5 separate regions of the Homo sapiens genome follow, and all the other regions are linked to region 3. Evidence: chromatin contacts called from ENCODE Hi-C or POLR2A ChIA-PET data. All regions are on one chromosome and are shown on one strand. Each heading gives the region's core, a stretch centred on a gene start or an enhancer-like site at or near the end of the contact. The rest is flanking DNA. Distances are from core to core; before and after follow the strand shown. Region 1 holds the start of IRF2BP1 (interferon regulatory factor 2 binding protein 1). Region 2 holds the start of GYS1 (glycogen synthase 1). Region 3 holds the start of NAPA (NSF attachment protein alpha). Region 4 holds the start of ALDH16A1 (aldehyde dehydrogenase 16 family member A1). Region 5 holds the start of CD37 (CD37 molecule).

Region 1 (2,700 bases), core at 27-2,526, 1.6 Mb before region 3:
GCTCCCGCAGAGCATCGTGGAACATCTGGCGAGCCACTGCCAGGACGCCGGCGTACACATTGCCGGAACCACAGGGGTATTCGGTGAAGAGCTTCAGCTCGAACTCGTATCCTGGAGGACGGGCAGTAGCATCGAAGGCGAACACTCGCCCCACCAGCCCGTGATCCTTCTTGAAGCGCACATTGAACGGGGCGCAGGCGGACAGCGCCAGTAGCTGTTCCCGCACTGCTTTGGGGCGCCCGTGCCATTCCTCTGCCCGGCCTCGCATGGCCTCGTTCAGTTCTGCCAGACAGTCCGCATTCCTCTGCTGCTTCTCTTTCTCGAAATCGGAGCCGAAGAGGGGACGGGCAGGACTCAAGCCGGGTGCCAGCGTCAGGCCTCGGCTTCCCAGGCCAGACACTGCAGCTGCCAGCAGCCCAGGGGGCATCAAGCCAGGCATGGAGCCAAGCAAGGCCCTTCGCGCCCCCTCAGCCACGGCCTCCTCACGGCCCAGCCCATTGGCCAGGCGGGACCCCAGAGTGTACTCCAGGGCGGGCGAGGGCAGGGGGAGGCGGCCTGATGATGTGGCCCTGTCATAGCGGTCCTGGCCCGACACGCCGCCGCCGGTCCCTGACGGCTGGGGCTGGGCCTGCGGGGGCGGCAGCTGGGGCCCCTGTGCGGCTGCCGCCGCCAGGTCCTTGGTGGCCGGGTGCTTAAGGGCCGGGGGCCCGGGCGAGCGGCCCTCGGGGAGCACGTGGCTGCGCTTGAGCTGGCGGGCGGCATCGATGAGCAGTTCGATGCGGTCCGCGCCCTCGAAGTTCACGCAGCCGCGACACACGGCCTCGCTGAAGTCCCACACCATGGCCCACGGCATCTTGGGCAGGTCGCACAGGTAGCACCACTGGCGGCGGGACGCCTGCACAGACGCCATGGCCCCAGTCCGCGCGCCGCCCAGCTCCCGCGTTCCACCGGCCGCCGACGTGCGATCCGCGCCGCCAACGTTCGATCCGCGTCCCGGGGACAGCGCGAGCCACGGTCCGGCCTCCGGCTCGGCCTCCCCGCCGGATCCAGGCCCGGCCCCCCTTCCCCGCCCCCTGGGCCCTAAGCCTTTCTGCTCACTCCCGCCTCCCTCGCGAAGGCAGGCTGAGGCACGTCGGCGCCCCCGCCCGGTCCGGGCTCCGAGCCGAGGCGCACAGCTCGGGCCCCACGATGGGCCGCGAGCGCCGCCGCCTCGGGCTCCCGCCGCTCTCGCCGCCGCCGCTGCAACGGCCGCCGCCGCCTCCACCTCCTTCTTCTGCCCCAGAGGCCGCTTCGCAGGGAAAGTTACATAACACGCCTGCAAAGCCTTCTGGGAAACGTAGTCCCGCCGGGGCCGGCTCTTAAAGGGAACGGCGGGCAGACGCGGGCTGGGGGGGTTGTCGCCTCTGCCGGCGCAAACCTTACAACCTTCTCCGTGGGGCCGGAGTTCAGCGCGCCGCAAGATGCTGGGACACAAAGGTGGTAGGCGAGGATGCAATACAAATGATCAGAGCTACTCCGGATTCAGAAATTGTGGGGGTGGGTGGACAGGCTTCCGGGCTTCCAACTTCTGCTCGGATTTGCTGTGCAGCTTTAGGCAAAATGTCTTGCCCTCTCTGAACCTCAGTTTCCCCGCCCAGCAAAGGTGGGCCAATGACGGATTAGGAAAGTAGCAGCTTCTGGGGCGGGGCGGAGAAGCCCTGATTGGCTTCAGAGCAGGGACGGGAAGCTGGCAACTAGGTGGGGGTGGGGGTGGCCACCTGGCACTTCGTCCTCCCCCCGGAATCCTAGATATATGCTTCTGGGGCCCGCCACAGCCAGAGAAGGGAGAGGACTAAGGGCTTCCGAGCCAGAGCCTTGTCTCAGTTGTTTCTCTGCTAAAAGAGTGGGGCGACTGGCCGCCCTCTAACCCTGTCCCAGCTCTGCCCGCGCGCTCTGGTCTCTAAAGGGTTACACCATCGGGGGCTCGGCGTCCCCCACCCGCTTCACTACAATTCCCAAAATGCACTGCGGGTCGGACATAGTGACGCACTTCCGCCCTCTGGGAGGTTTGGGGAGGCCTTCCAGATTCACGCTACTTTCCCGGCTACCCCCCGCCCCCCCACTTTTCTGGGGGCTCTTTACGTGCATTCGGAGCGTGGCGTTTGGGGGACCCTTATCTTCTGTTGCTCCCCAGTTTGAGGGAAGAGTAAGGGGTTAAGAAGTGACGGGCAAGAGGAGGGAGTTGCTGGGGAAGGGCAAACACCAGACCAACCTTTCCCCAACCTTGAGCGCTCACTACCTGGAAGGCCCAATCAGGCTGTGAGGACCCTTCTTCTTTCCCAGGCATTGGGAACTGGACGAGGCTGTCTTTGGGGAAGGGCGGAGGCGGGTCTCCAGGTTCCAACCCACAACAGCCCCTTTCTCTAGGCCTGGGTCCGTGTTAGGTGCTCAAAAATATTTGAATGACGTACCAGTTGGCCCTGGTTTTGTCTAGTGAGGGGCTGCTTGTCCCTTCTCCTCCCGTCCCACTGGAACCGCAGCAGCTCTGATTCTGTTACCCAGACCTCACAATTTTAAAATGGTTTCACAATTTTGTCTACTACCTGTATTTGAACACTTTTCTCCCTTAAAAAAAAGATTTATCAGGCTGAAGTGGGAGGATTGCTTGAGCCTGGAGATAACAGGCTACAGTGAACCATGATTGCGTCACTGCACTCCAGC
Region 2 (2,700 bases), core at 170-2,669, 1.5 Mb after region 3:
AAATCGCAGCCAGGCTCCAAAACCCAGTGAGGGAGACCCCCTCATGGCCAATCCAGCTTCTCACCATTGCCCAAGAGAAGCCTGCATGGTCATTCCCTGCCCCCAGGGACCTTGCTGACCTGCCTCCCAATTTCCTCTCCCTGACTAGGGACACCAGCATGCAGGGCTCTGCCTCTCCCATGACCCTATCCCAGACCCAGGAGCCCCAGCCCCCAGCCTCCTCCCATCCTGGAGCCCAGGCCCTGGCGATACCCGGCTGGGTGTTCACGGGCCCCCTCTCCTCCTGGGAGACACAGTCCCTTTCTCCTCCAAGACCCAGCAAAGCAACCCCCCAGACCCTGCTCTTTGAGGTGTGAGATTGGCTTGTTCCTGGGGATTTCAGCCCCAGCCTTCTCCAAGGCCAGAACCTCAGCTTTCTGAAGCCCAAGACACAGAAATGCAGGCTCCTAGCCCCTCCCATCCTAGGGCCCAGCCTCTGACTAACTTAGGACTTCCCAGCCTTCCCCTATTCCAGTACGCATGTGTCCCAGGCCATGGGCTCCTCTACTCCTAGGAACTAATAGCTCAGGCCCTCAGCTCCTTCAAAGCCCAGGCATTCATTACAGTCTCCAGCCCGTCCCATCTTTATTCTTAAGCAGCCAGATCCTCAGGTCCTCCCACCGCCGCTCAGGCCTCCTATCTCCCAGTCAGCTCTCTCTCAAATCTGGAGTTTTATCCCCTAGACCATGCTGTTAGGGTCATAGGTCTGAAACCCCGGCAGCTTCCCAGGTTTGCACGCAGAAATCCCATCCCCCCATCCCCTTCCCTGTTCAGGACCCAGGTATCTAGTCTCTCGGAAGCCTGCCTCCAGGACCTAGGAGTCTCATTTTAGCGCCCTCTTCCCTAGGACCCAGAACCCGGGCTTCCAGCCTCCTTTCATCTTAAGTCAAACGAACCATCCCTCTCCCACCCACCTCCGGCTTCCCAGCCCCTCCTCAAGGACACAGCCTCCTTGCCCAGGTCACAAGGGTTCCCCTAGTAGCCCCGTCCTCCTACAACTCAGAGTTCCGGGCCCCCATCCACTACTGTCCTTCTCGTCAAGGGCCCCGACGCCTGGCGTGCTCACCCTTGTTAGCCACCTCCCAGGCCACTTCGAAGAGCACTGCGTTCTCCAGGTCGAATTCATCCTCCCAGTCCTCCAGTCCTGGCAGTGAGGACATGGACAAAGTGCGGTTTAAAGGCATGGCTGGCGCAGGAAGGGGGGCTCCGGGGATCTCCAGGTAGGGACCCCGGAGGTGTCTAGGGAATGCACCAGGTAGGGTGCGGGGCCGAGTAGCTGGTGCCCGACGGGAAGCTTGCAAGACGCTCGGCTTCCTATTGCAAGACCGCACCCCTGCCCCGAAGCGTTGGGACCTAGGCAGAAGGAGGCCGCAGCGTCACTGAGCCCACTGGCGCCCCTGCAGTGAAACCTCGCAGCCGCCAGGAGGCGGTGGCCGCCCCCCCCAGCCAGCGCCATTGGCCCACGCCCGGGGGCGGGGATTTCCGCGTGTCCTCATTGGTGGAACGGGTTGGAGTCGCTGTGTCCCGGCCCCGCCTCGGCCGTGAGACCTCCAGGGGGCGGAGCTTGCCGCTGCGCTTTACGGAAACGAGTGGCCTTCAGCTCTGTCAATCTGGAGCTGGAGGCCTCAAAGTGGGGAGGAGGAGGAGGGTGGGATAAAGAGGAAAGGAGCGTGGAGGACGTGTGGTTACTCAAAGAACAGCTAAGAATTTTGCAATCGGCCTGAGCGGGGCGGTGGTGGGGCTGAGCAAAAGGAGGAGGAGCCAGGAGACATTGGGAATGGACCCAGGAGTTCCGGACGCCCGTCTTCCAGCGCAGCCTCGGTGGGAGGGCGGGGCATAAAGTCCCGCCACGCCCCCACAATATTTACATATTTATGAGGAACCATCGAGATCTTTGAAGAACCAGCTAGCCTAGAGGAGCCAGAACATCTCGCTCCTCGCGCGTTTCCGTTTCCGCTAGGACTCTGGCAGTTGGTGAGCATCATGGCAACCGTTGTAAGTGTGGGTGCATGGAGGGTGAGGAGCGAGCTAGCAGTCTCGAGTTTGAGAGAGGAGGATGCTGGAGGCCCTGACTCCTGGGTCTGAGGGAGGGGGGATCTGGGGGTTCAGACTCCTGGGTCTGAAAGAGGAGGAAGCTCGGCCACCCAGATCTGGGGGAGAAGGGGACATGGGGGCTGGACTTCTGGATCTGAGGCGGGGAGGGGGCTGGGATCCCAGAATCTCGGGTCTGGCCCCATCATGCTATAGGAACTCCAACTTTCAAAATCATCTTGGCGCAACGGCCGGTTCCGCAGTCCTTGGCGCCAGTGTGTGATGAGGAGGGTTGTAGGACCTTGCGCTTCGAGCCATTTGGGAGCCTTGGATTGTTAGTGGTGCCAATGGCACTTGAGTTCCAAGCTGGAAGCACAGGCAGGTACCTGTTCAGTGTGTCTGAGAGCGCGAGGGCGCCTAGTGAGCCTTTAGTGGGAAGAAATTGTCGAGGAACAAGAGAGTCTTAGTGGAGAGGACTGAAGGATTAGGGACCCAGAAATCGGGATCTTGTCATGCTACCGTTTTGGCCATTTTCATATTTCCAGTATTTCACACGGGCTACGTCTCAGTGTAAATGCTCAATAAATTATCACTTGAATATTTGAATGAATGAATACATGTGAATGAAGG
Region 3 (2,700 bases), core at 173-2,672:
ATCCCTCTTCTCAGCATGTCTCTGTCATCCCTATTACTCGAGGATCACACAGCAGGAATTTGATCCCCCGTTTTGGTTCTCTCAGTCCCCCTGTCTCTCCCTGTTATCCCTCCATCTCCTTGGCCAAGCCACCACCACGCATTCCCCCACCCAGGAGTCTCCAGCCTCAACCCAGGCCTCCTCAGGCTTTTTTCTTTCTTTCTTTCTTTTTTTTTTTTTTTTTTTTTGAGACAGAGTCTCGCTCTGTCCCCCAGGCTGTAGTGCAGTGGCTCGATCTCGGCTCACTGCAACCTCTACCTCCGGGTTCAAGTGATTCTCCTGCCCCAGCCTCCCGAGTAGCTGGGATTACAGGTACCCGCCACCAGGCCCAGATAACTTTTGTATTTTTAGTAGAGACGGGGTTTCACCATGTTGTCCAGGCTGGTCTCGAACTCCCCGCCTCAGATAATCTGCCCACCTCGGCCTCCCAAAGTGCTGAGACCTCCACAGTCTTGACTCCATCATCCCGGGTTCCTCCGTTCAGCTGTCCTTAAACTAGTCACTGCTAACCAGGGCCGTACTCACCCCATGCACCCCCCACACTTCAGACGCGGCTCACCGCTCCTAGGATCATCTAGCCCTGAGCCCCTCTGCCTGGTGTCAGCCCCCTTCAGCCTTCACCCTCACCGCCCAGGGCCCACGCAAATCCACTGCTCCAGGGGTTGAAAAGGTCAGTCCCTCGGGCAGGCGTCCTCAGCCCCAGGCCCCATCACTGCCGCCTGAGAGCCTTCAAACAGACTCCCCTAGAGCTCCGAAAAGCCTCTGGACCTGGCTTCTCTCCCGGACTCCCTCCGTCCCCCCAGGCCGGTCCCCTCCAAGGCTTCAGGACGTACTCCCTCGGTCCAGGTTCTCCCCCGCCCGCTGGCCTGTCTTCGGCCTGGGTCCCCTTCCTCGCCTCAAGATAGTGTCGCCTCGGTCCGTGTGTCCTCAGCCCAAATCCCTTCCGCCATGTCAGACCGTCTCTCCTCAAACCGTGTTGCCCCGGCCCAGGCTCTTGGCCCTCAGCCTGCGTCCCCTCTGCCGCCTCAGGCCATGTCACCTTATTGCAGGTTCCTCTCCGTCCCCTCGGCCCGAGCTCTGCGTGCCCTAACCCGCCACCTCCGAGCGTGACTCCTTCGTCCTCTCAGCCTAGGTCCCGGCCGACCCCTCAGCCCGGTTCTCACCCAAAGAGGCCAGAGAAGAAGGACTGCGAGTTCTTCACTTTGCGCTCCGCCTCGGCCAACAGCGCCATCGCCTCCGCTTCCTTCCCGGAATTGTCCATGGCGGCCACAAAGGGACTCAGCAAAGCGCCTGACCCTGACCCTGGGAAGACTCAGCCGCGGCCGGGCCGCGGAACACAGATCGGTAAAACTCGCCCGGCTGCGTTGACGTCGCACCGGCGCGCGTCGCTTGCGGCCAGGAACCACGTGACTAGCGCTGGCCAACCAGCGGCCTCGTAACGCCGCGCCCGCTCCGCCGGACACGCCCCCACCAGCCGCCGCACGCCGCCCGTGACTCGTGACCCCCCAATCGGCGTCAAGAGACCTCAACGCATGCGCACATACCGGCGAACGGCGCTCCACTCTCTCCCCAGCGCTCTGTACCTCACCTCCCACGTGACCCTGTGGAAGGCAATGGCAGTACCCCCCGCCGAGGCCCCGCCCCACGGTGTTGCTGCTGGATCCTCCTCCACCAATCAGCAGGAGCCCTCGGCTCGCGCTGGGGCGGGGGGTCCCCCACTCGCCCTCCCCGCGGAACTCTGGCACAGTCAGCTGACCGCAGACACTCACGTGACAGCTCGGGGCCCACGCCCGGGTTTGACAGTTCTGCGCAGAACTTAGTCCCGCCCCCGCGGCTGGTCTCGCCGGTTTCTTCACTTGGAAAGGCGTTTGTGGGAAAAGGAAACCGTTCTGCTTTTTCTTGCTCCCTCTGTCGGCCAGTACTAGAACTGCTTTGGGGAGACCGGTGAAGAGAGACTGCAAACAAAAACTTAAGAGGTTCTCTAACTCTGGTTTCATAAAAAATAGCTGAAGAGGGCCGGGCACGGTGGCTTACGCCTGTAATCCCAGCACTTTGGGAGGCCGAGGCGGGCGGATCACTTGAGGTCATGAGTTTGAGACCAGCCCGGCCAACATGGCGAAACCCCGCTCTACTAAAATACAAATATTAACCGGGTGTGGTGGCACACTCCTGTAATCCCAGCTACTGAGGAGGCTGAGAGAGGAGAATCGCTTGAACCGGGGAGGTGGAGGTTGCAACGGGCCGAGATCGTGCCACTGCACTCCAGCCTGGGCGACAGAGTGAGACTTAGTCTCAGAAAAAAAAAAAAAATAGCTGAAGAGAGCGTGTTAAAAAAAAATTCAGATTCGAAGATGGGCGCGGTGTCTCGTGCCTATAATCCCAGCTACTCGGGAGGCGAGAGGATCGCTTGGGCCCAGGAGTTTGAGTCTAGTTCAAGTCCCGCCTTGGGCAACATAGCAAGACTCTGTCTCTAAAAAAAAAAGTTTAGGCTCAAACACACCTCCTGCTGTCCCAGAAAATTGAGTTGCTGGTTTCTGAGACAGGGTCTCACTCTTTGGGTTGTTGGTTTTGGAGACAGGGTCTCGGTCTGTCGCCCAGGCTGGAGTGCAGCAGCACAATCATAGCTCACCTCAGTATAACTTTGTAGTGCCAGAAAGGAAG
Region 4 (2,700 bases), core at 1-2,500, 1.9 Mb after region 3:
TCCTGTATCTATGAAAGCCACACTTCCGGCTGGGCGCTGTGGCTCCTACCGGTAGTCCCAGCACTTTGGAAGGCCAGGGCAAGAGGATCGCTTGAGGCCAGGAGTTCGAAACCAGCTTGGGCAATACAATGAGATAACGTCCCACACCCCATCTCTTAAAAAAAAAAAAAAAGCGCCAGACTTCCACTCTTTCCACAACCAAAACTGGCCCCCTTACTTTGCAGTGAAGGTTGCATTTTCCAAACCTTAATCTCAATGTCCATCCTAAAAGGTACCCTTTTTATCTTTGAATTATCACTTCCTGCCAGCTCTAGATCCTAATACGTCCAGATCTAGACCCGCCAGGTCTAGATCTAGATCTAGACCTCTAGTCAATATAATTAGAAAAGCTGCACTTTGAGGCTGGGAGGCCGAGGTAGGAGGATCGCTTGAGCCCAGGAGTTCGAGACCAGCCTGAGCAACATAGCAAGATCCTGTCTCTACCAAAAAAAAAAAAAAAAAAAAAATTAGCCAGGCTTGATGGCACCTGCCTGTAGTCCCAGCTACTGTGCAGGCTGACGCAGGAGTAATGTTTAAACCTGAAAAGTCGAGGCGACAGTAAGCCGTGATCGGACCACTGCACTCCAGCCCTGGGCGACAGAGGGAGACCCTGTCTCAAGAAAATAAAAGGTAAAACAAAACCTGCACTTCCTGCTACTATAAAACAAGGCACTGGGAAGACGCATCAATAGGACGACCCTTTTTTTTTATTACTATTTTTTTTTTAGACACAGTCTCCCTTTGCCACCCAGGCTGGAGTGCAGTGGCGCGATCTCGGCTCACTGAAACGTACACCTTCTGGGTTCAAGTGATTCTCCCGCCTCAGCCTCTTGAGTAGCTGAGATTACAGGCGCGCACCACCACAGCTCGGCTAATGCTTGTATTTTTAGTAGAGACGGGGTTTCACCAAATTGGTCAGGCTGGTCTCGAACTCCCGACCTTAGGTGATCCGCCCGCCTCGGCCTCCCGAAGTGCTGGGATTACAGCCAAGAGCCATCGTGCCCGGCCACGCCGATCCTCATAAATCCGGAGCCCTCCTAACTATTCGCAAAGTACCCACATCGCCGTCTCCCCTTCCTCCCCGTTTTAAGCAGTGCGCATGCTCCTAAATACGCTTCCCCGTGGGGGACGTAGGCGGGGCCATCGGGTCCTAAGGAAAAAGTGTGGGCGTGGCTGCTCTCTGTATCTTGTAGCCCCACCCCATTCCCATTAGCCCCGCCCCTTTGGGCTGGAACCGGAGGTGTCGCTCTTCGGACCTCAAGGTTCCCCTTAACACAGAGCGCCCCGCAGTCTTCGCGGAAAGCGTTCGGGGTAGGCGATGGCTGCGACGCGTGCAGGGCCCCGCGCCCGCGAGATCTTCACCTCGCTGGAGTACGGACCGGTGCCGGAGAGCCACGCATGCGCACTGGTGAGAGTCTGCCCGGCCGGCGCTGCTCGCTGCGTTCCCCAGGCCTGGGCGCCCGGTTTTTCGCGGGGAGTCCCGTCATCCACTGCGGTAGCTCAGCCGCTCCGCCTCTCTTAGTCCCCGTGATTCCCGCCGCCCAATAGGATCGCGCCCTGTAGGACGCTCCCTTGAGCCTTGGCGGTGGCAGCCTTTTAGTCTGTTCCGGTCTTCCCCACTGGTTCTCTTGCCCCTTGATCCTGAACTCCTCGTAGTGTTTCCGCGGTTTTCCTGAACTCCTCTAGACGCTCTCGTGATTCCTCAGGGTCCCCTCAGAACCTGACGCCACCCACCAGACCCCTTAGGATTCCTGTGAGGCTCCAGTGACCCACAACCCCCATTGTCTTTCCACGACTCTTCAAAACATCCTATGGCTTCCATGGGCCTCCAGAGCACCCCAGACCTCCTGAGGGACTCCCTTCATCCCTTTGATTACCCAGAGACCTTCAGAACTTCCATGGAGCCCCCGTGATCCCATAGGACCCCTCAATACTCGTGGGGTTCATGTGACCTCATCGGAACTCTCAGGAGCCTAGAATACATCAGGACTTCCGGTTTGGGTTGGGTTTTTTTTTTGTTTTTTTTTTTGAGCCAGGGTCTCACTCTGTCGCCCAAACTGAAGTGCACTGGCGCTATCACACCACTGCAGCCTCAACCTCCTGGGCTCAAGCCATCCTCTCACCTCAGCCCCCCAAGTAACTGGGACCAGAGACGCGCGCCACCACTCTCAGCTAATATTTGTACTTTTTCTAGAGACAAGGTTTCAGCATGTTGGCCAGGCTGGTCTCGAACTCCTGGCCTCAAGTGATCCACCCACCTCGACTTCCCAAAGTGCTGGGATTACAGGCGTGAGCTACTGCACCCAGCCACATCAGGACTTCCTGTAATTACTTATGGCCCCTCACAATACCCTCACGGGGCTCCTATGATCTCTCTAGCTCTCAGAATGTCCCATAGGGTTCCCATGATTGTTCAGGAACCCCTGAAGTCCTCGTGAGGGTCCCATGATCCCCTGGGGGTCCTCAGAACCTCCCTAGGACTCCCATGACCCCTCAGAGGCCCCCAGAACCCTCGTGGGGTTCCTGCAAATGAGTAGGGCACCTCAAACTTTCTGTCGTTTCCCCAGGCACTCTCAGAATTCCTTCACGGGGCTCTCATGATCCCCCAGGGTCCCCCAGCACCCAGGCGAAAGGAGCTTAGGCTTCTTTGAGGGGGAGGGC
Region 5 (2,700 bases), core at 1-2,500, 1.8 Mb after region 3:
AGGCACAAAAACAAGTGGGGAAGGGGGAGACAGAGAAAAGAAGACAGGCTGGGCACAGTGGCTCACGCCCATAATCCCAGCACTTTAGGAGGCCAAGGCAGGAGGATCACTTGAGCCCAGAAATTTGAGACCAGCCTAGGCAACACAGTGAGACTCCCATCTCTACAAAAAATGAAGAAAATTAGCCAGGCATGGTGGTGTGCACCTGTAGTCCCAGCTACTTGGGAGGCTGAGGTGCAAGGATTGCTCGAGCCTGGGAAGGTTGGGGCTGCAGTGAGCTATGATCGCACTACTGCATTCCAGCCTGGGCGACCCTGTCTCAAAAACAAAAACAAAAGAGAGATGAAGAGAGAAAGGAGGAAGGACCCAAAGAAGGGGCCAGAAGCAGAGAGAGGCCAGGCACAGTGGCTCACGCCTGTAATCCCAACACTTTGGGAGGCCAAGGCAGGAGGGTCGCTTGAGTCCAGGAGTTCCAGACCAGCCTGGGCAACCTAGTGAGACCCTATCTCTGTTTTTTTTTAATTAAATATAAAAAATACAACACTCCCACTCCATAGCAAGACCCCATTTCTACAAAAAATACAAAAATTAGCCAGGCATGGTAGTGTGCACCTGTAATCCCAGCTACTCAGAAGGCAGAGGTGGGAGGATAGCTTGAGCCCAGGCTACAGTGAGCTGTTTTCCCCACCGTACTCCAGCCTGGGTGAAAAGTGAGACCCTGTCTCAAAAAGAAACAAATATATAAATAAAATAAAGAAACACAGAGAGAGGGAGGATAGAGACCCCAGGAGGCAGGAGGACAGAGACCCAGAGGAGGGAGAGACTCTGCTGAGATAAGGGGACAGAGATGGGGAGTAGCAGGAAGGTGGGGACAAAGACCCAGAGAGGAGGAACAAGAGACCCAGGGCAGGAAATGGGAGACACAGCTGGATGCAGAGATGGGAGAGCTTAGCAGGCCATGAGGTCAGAGTGTCTGTGAGGTCAGCTGCTGTCCAGGGTCAGCCCTGAGGTCCCCATGCCCAGAGGTGGGTTCCAGTAGATCAGGGGTCCCTTTAGATCCCCCAGCGCCTGAGACATGGAGACCTGGGAGGGACTGCCCCATGAGTCCTTGGTGCCCACAAATTCCAAGGCCCCTCAGGTACCAGAGCATGTGTCCCAGTGGAGCAGGTGAGGGAGACAGGGACAGAGAGAGAGACAGAAAGCCACCTTACATGAAGCGGGAGTGGGTGGAGCCCCACCCCTGGAACTTCCTCTTTTGGGGTTCTTCCTTTCTCTCTCAGCTCTCCGTCTCTCTTTCTCTCTCAGCCTCTTTCTTTCTCCCTGTCTCCCCCACTGTCAGCACCTCTTCTGTGTGGTGAGTGGACCGCTTACCCCACTAGGTGAAGATGTCAGCCCAGGAGAGCTGCCTCAGCCTCATCAAGTACTTCCTCTTCGTTTTCAACCTCTTCTTCTTCGTGAGTTGCCTCATGGCTACCCAGCCGGGGCCCAGCCCCTGCCGCTAACCCAGCCCTCATCTTCCCCTGTGGCCCACCCCCGTATCCGCATCTCCTCTCCCCAGGTCCTCGGCAGCCTGATCTTCTGCTTCGGCATCTGGATCCTCATTGACAAGACCAGCTTCGTGTCCTTTGTGGGTGAGGGGGGCTGGGGCAGGTGGGAGGGCCTCCCCCAACCCAAGCAACTTCCTGGGGTCTCCCTTGTCTCAGGGAGACCTACGGTGCCCTACTCTGCAGGCAGGCTACAGGCTCCCATCCACTGCTCACCGGAGGCTTCTTGGAGCCTGAGTCTTCTTCCGGCAAATGGGGTTGTGCATACAAACAACAATGATCATGAGAGCCATTTCTCAAGCACTTCCTATCTGTCGGGACTTGTGGCTGGTCAGATGCCCCCACAAACCTTCCCCTCGCTTGAGGTTCAGAGAGGGGAAGCCCCTTGATGGATGTCATACAGCAAGGACGTAAAAGAGCCAAAATAACATTAATAATAGGAAAATAATAATGAAGTATGACCCTAAATAATAATGAAATATAACCCTAAACGCTCATATTTAAGAAGTCTTTGCCCTGTGTTGAGGACTGGGTTGAACACATGTCCTCATGTGTCTCTCAAAATGACCCTAGGGGCCGGGCGCGGTGGCTCACACCTGTAATTCCAGCACTTTGGGAAGCCGAGGCAGGTGGATCACTTGAGGTCAGGAGTTCGAGAATAGCCTGGCCAACATGGTGAAACCCTGTCTCTACTCAAAAATACAAAACGTTAGCCAGGCATGGTGGCACATGCCTGTAGTCGCAGCTACTAGGGAGGCTGAGGCAGGAGAATCACTTGAACCTGGGAGGCAGAGGTTGCAGTGAGCCGAGATCACATCACTGCACTCCAGCCTGGGGGACAGAGCGAGGCTCCAACTCAAAAAAAAACCCTAAGAAATAGATATCATCTCCTATGCCTCAGGGAGGTTTAAGGAGCCAAGCCAATGTCACAGAACAAGTGATAGGGCTGAAACTACTGGGGACGAGGAGGAGCTGAAGGAGGAAGGAGAGGGTAAGAGGAAGAGAGACAGAGATCCAGGGACGGGAAACAGGCCCAGAAAGAAGAGAAAGTTTCAGAAGGAAACAGGGACTCAGGGTGGGGCAGGGACAGAGTCCCAGAGAGAGGGGCACCAAGATACTGCTCCCCACTTGGGTGGCTGCCTAGGTGGGAAATGGG

Evidence for each region. Hi-C counts contacts between places; a loop is a spot of excess contacts on that map. ChIA-PET counts read pairs that join two places held with the same protein, here RNA polymerase II (POLR2A). Pooled maps may share reads with other maps.
Region 1: a loop to region 3 is called in a pooled map, with 9 times the contacts of the local background. The contact joins the promoter of IRF2BP1 here to the promoter of NAPA in region 3. A Hi-C loop is called at or near these places in 1 of 37 single-sample maps with no recorded cell type and 7 of 50 pooled maps. POLR2A ChIA-PET finds 5 or more read pairs at or near these places in 1 of 52 experiments (CD4-positive, alpha-beta T cell).
Region 2: a pooled map shows a loop between it and region 3 (13-fold over the local background). The contact joins the promoter of GYS1 here to the promoter of NAPA in region 3. A Hi-C loop is called at or near these places in 5 of 50 pooled maps. POLR2A ChIA-PET finds 5 or more read pairs at or near these places in 2 of 52 experiments (HEK293T and RWPE1).
Region 4: a pooled map shows a loop between it and region 3 (11-fold over the local background). The contact joins the promoter of ALDH16A1 here to the promoter of NAPA in region 3. A Hi-C loop is called at or near these places in 1 of 37 single-sample maps with no recorded cell type and 2 of 50 pooled maps. POLR2A ChIA-PET finds 5 or more read pairs at or near these places in 1 of 52 experiments (GM12878).
Region 5: a loop to region 3 is called in a map with no recorded cell type, with 12 times the contacts of the local background. The contact joins the promoter of CD37 here to the promoter of NAPA in region 3. A Hi-C loop is called at or near these places in 2 of 37 single-sample maps with no recorded cell type and 3 of 50 pooled maps.

The regions. Positions count from the first base shown.
Region 1 is chr19:45,884,865-45,887,564 of GRCh38, forward strand. IRF2BP1 (interferon regulatory factor 2 binding protein 1) reads right to left here and starts at 1,277. Exons shown (of 1, transcript NM_015649.3): 1 at 1-1,277. The coding sequence starts at 910. RefSeq lists silencers at 532-771, 812-1,291 and enhancers at 1,452-1,601, 1,752-1,991, 2,052-2,101.
Region 2 is chr19:48,991,890-48,994,589 of GRCh38, forward strand. GYS1 (glycogen synthase 1) reads right to left here and starts at 1,420. Exons shown (of 16, transcript NM_002103.5): 1 at 1,106-1,420. The coding sequence starts at 1,223. RUVBL2 (RuvB like AAA ATPase 2) reads left to right here and starts at 1,998. Exons shown (of 15, transcript NM_006666.3): 1 at 1,998-2,034. The coding sequence starts at 2,023. RefSeq lists enhancers at 977-1,116, 1,807-1,896 and a silencer at 1,327-1,686.
Region 3 is chr19:47,513,641-47,516,340 of GRCh38, forward strand. It overlaps NAPA (NSF attachment protein alpha), which reads right to left and starts at 1,423. Exons shown (of 11, transcript NM_003827.4): 1 at 1,203-1,423. The coding sequence starts at 1,300. RefSeq lists a silencer at 1,372-1,711 and an enhancer at 1,802-2,071.
Region 4 is chr19:49,451,975-49,454,674 of GRCh38, forward strand. ALDH16A1 (aldehyde dehydrogenase 16 family member A1) reads left to right here and starts at 1,251. Exons shown (of 17, transcript NM_153329.4): 1 at 1,251-1,447. The coding sequence starts at 1,358. RefSeq lists enhancers at 1-146, 1-50, 61-110, 1,844-2,700.
Region 5 is chr19:49,334,156-49,336,855 of GRCh38, forward strand. It overlaps CD37 (CD37 molecule), which reads left to right and starts at 1,251. Exons shown (of 8, transcript NM_001774.3): 1 at 1,251-1,454; 2 at 1,559-1,631. The coding sequence starts at 1,386. It also overlaps a transcript of SLC6A16 not described here. RefSeq lists enhancers at 802-871, 1,362-1,481.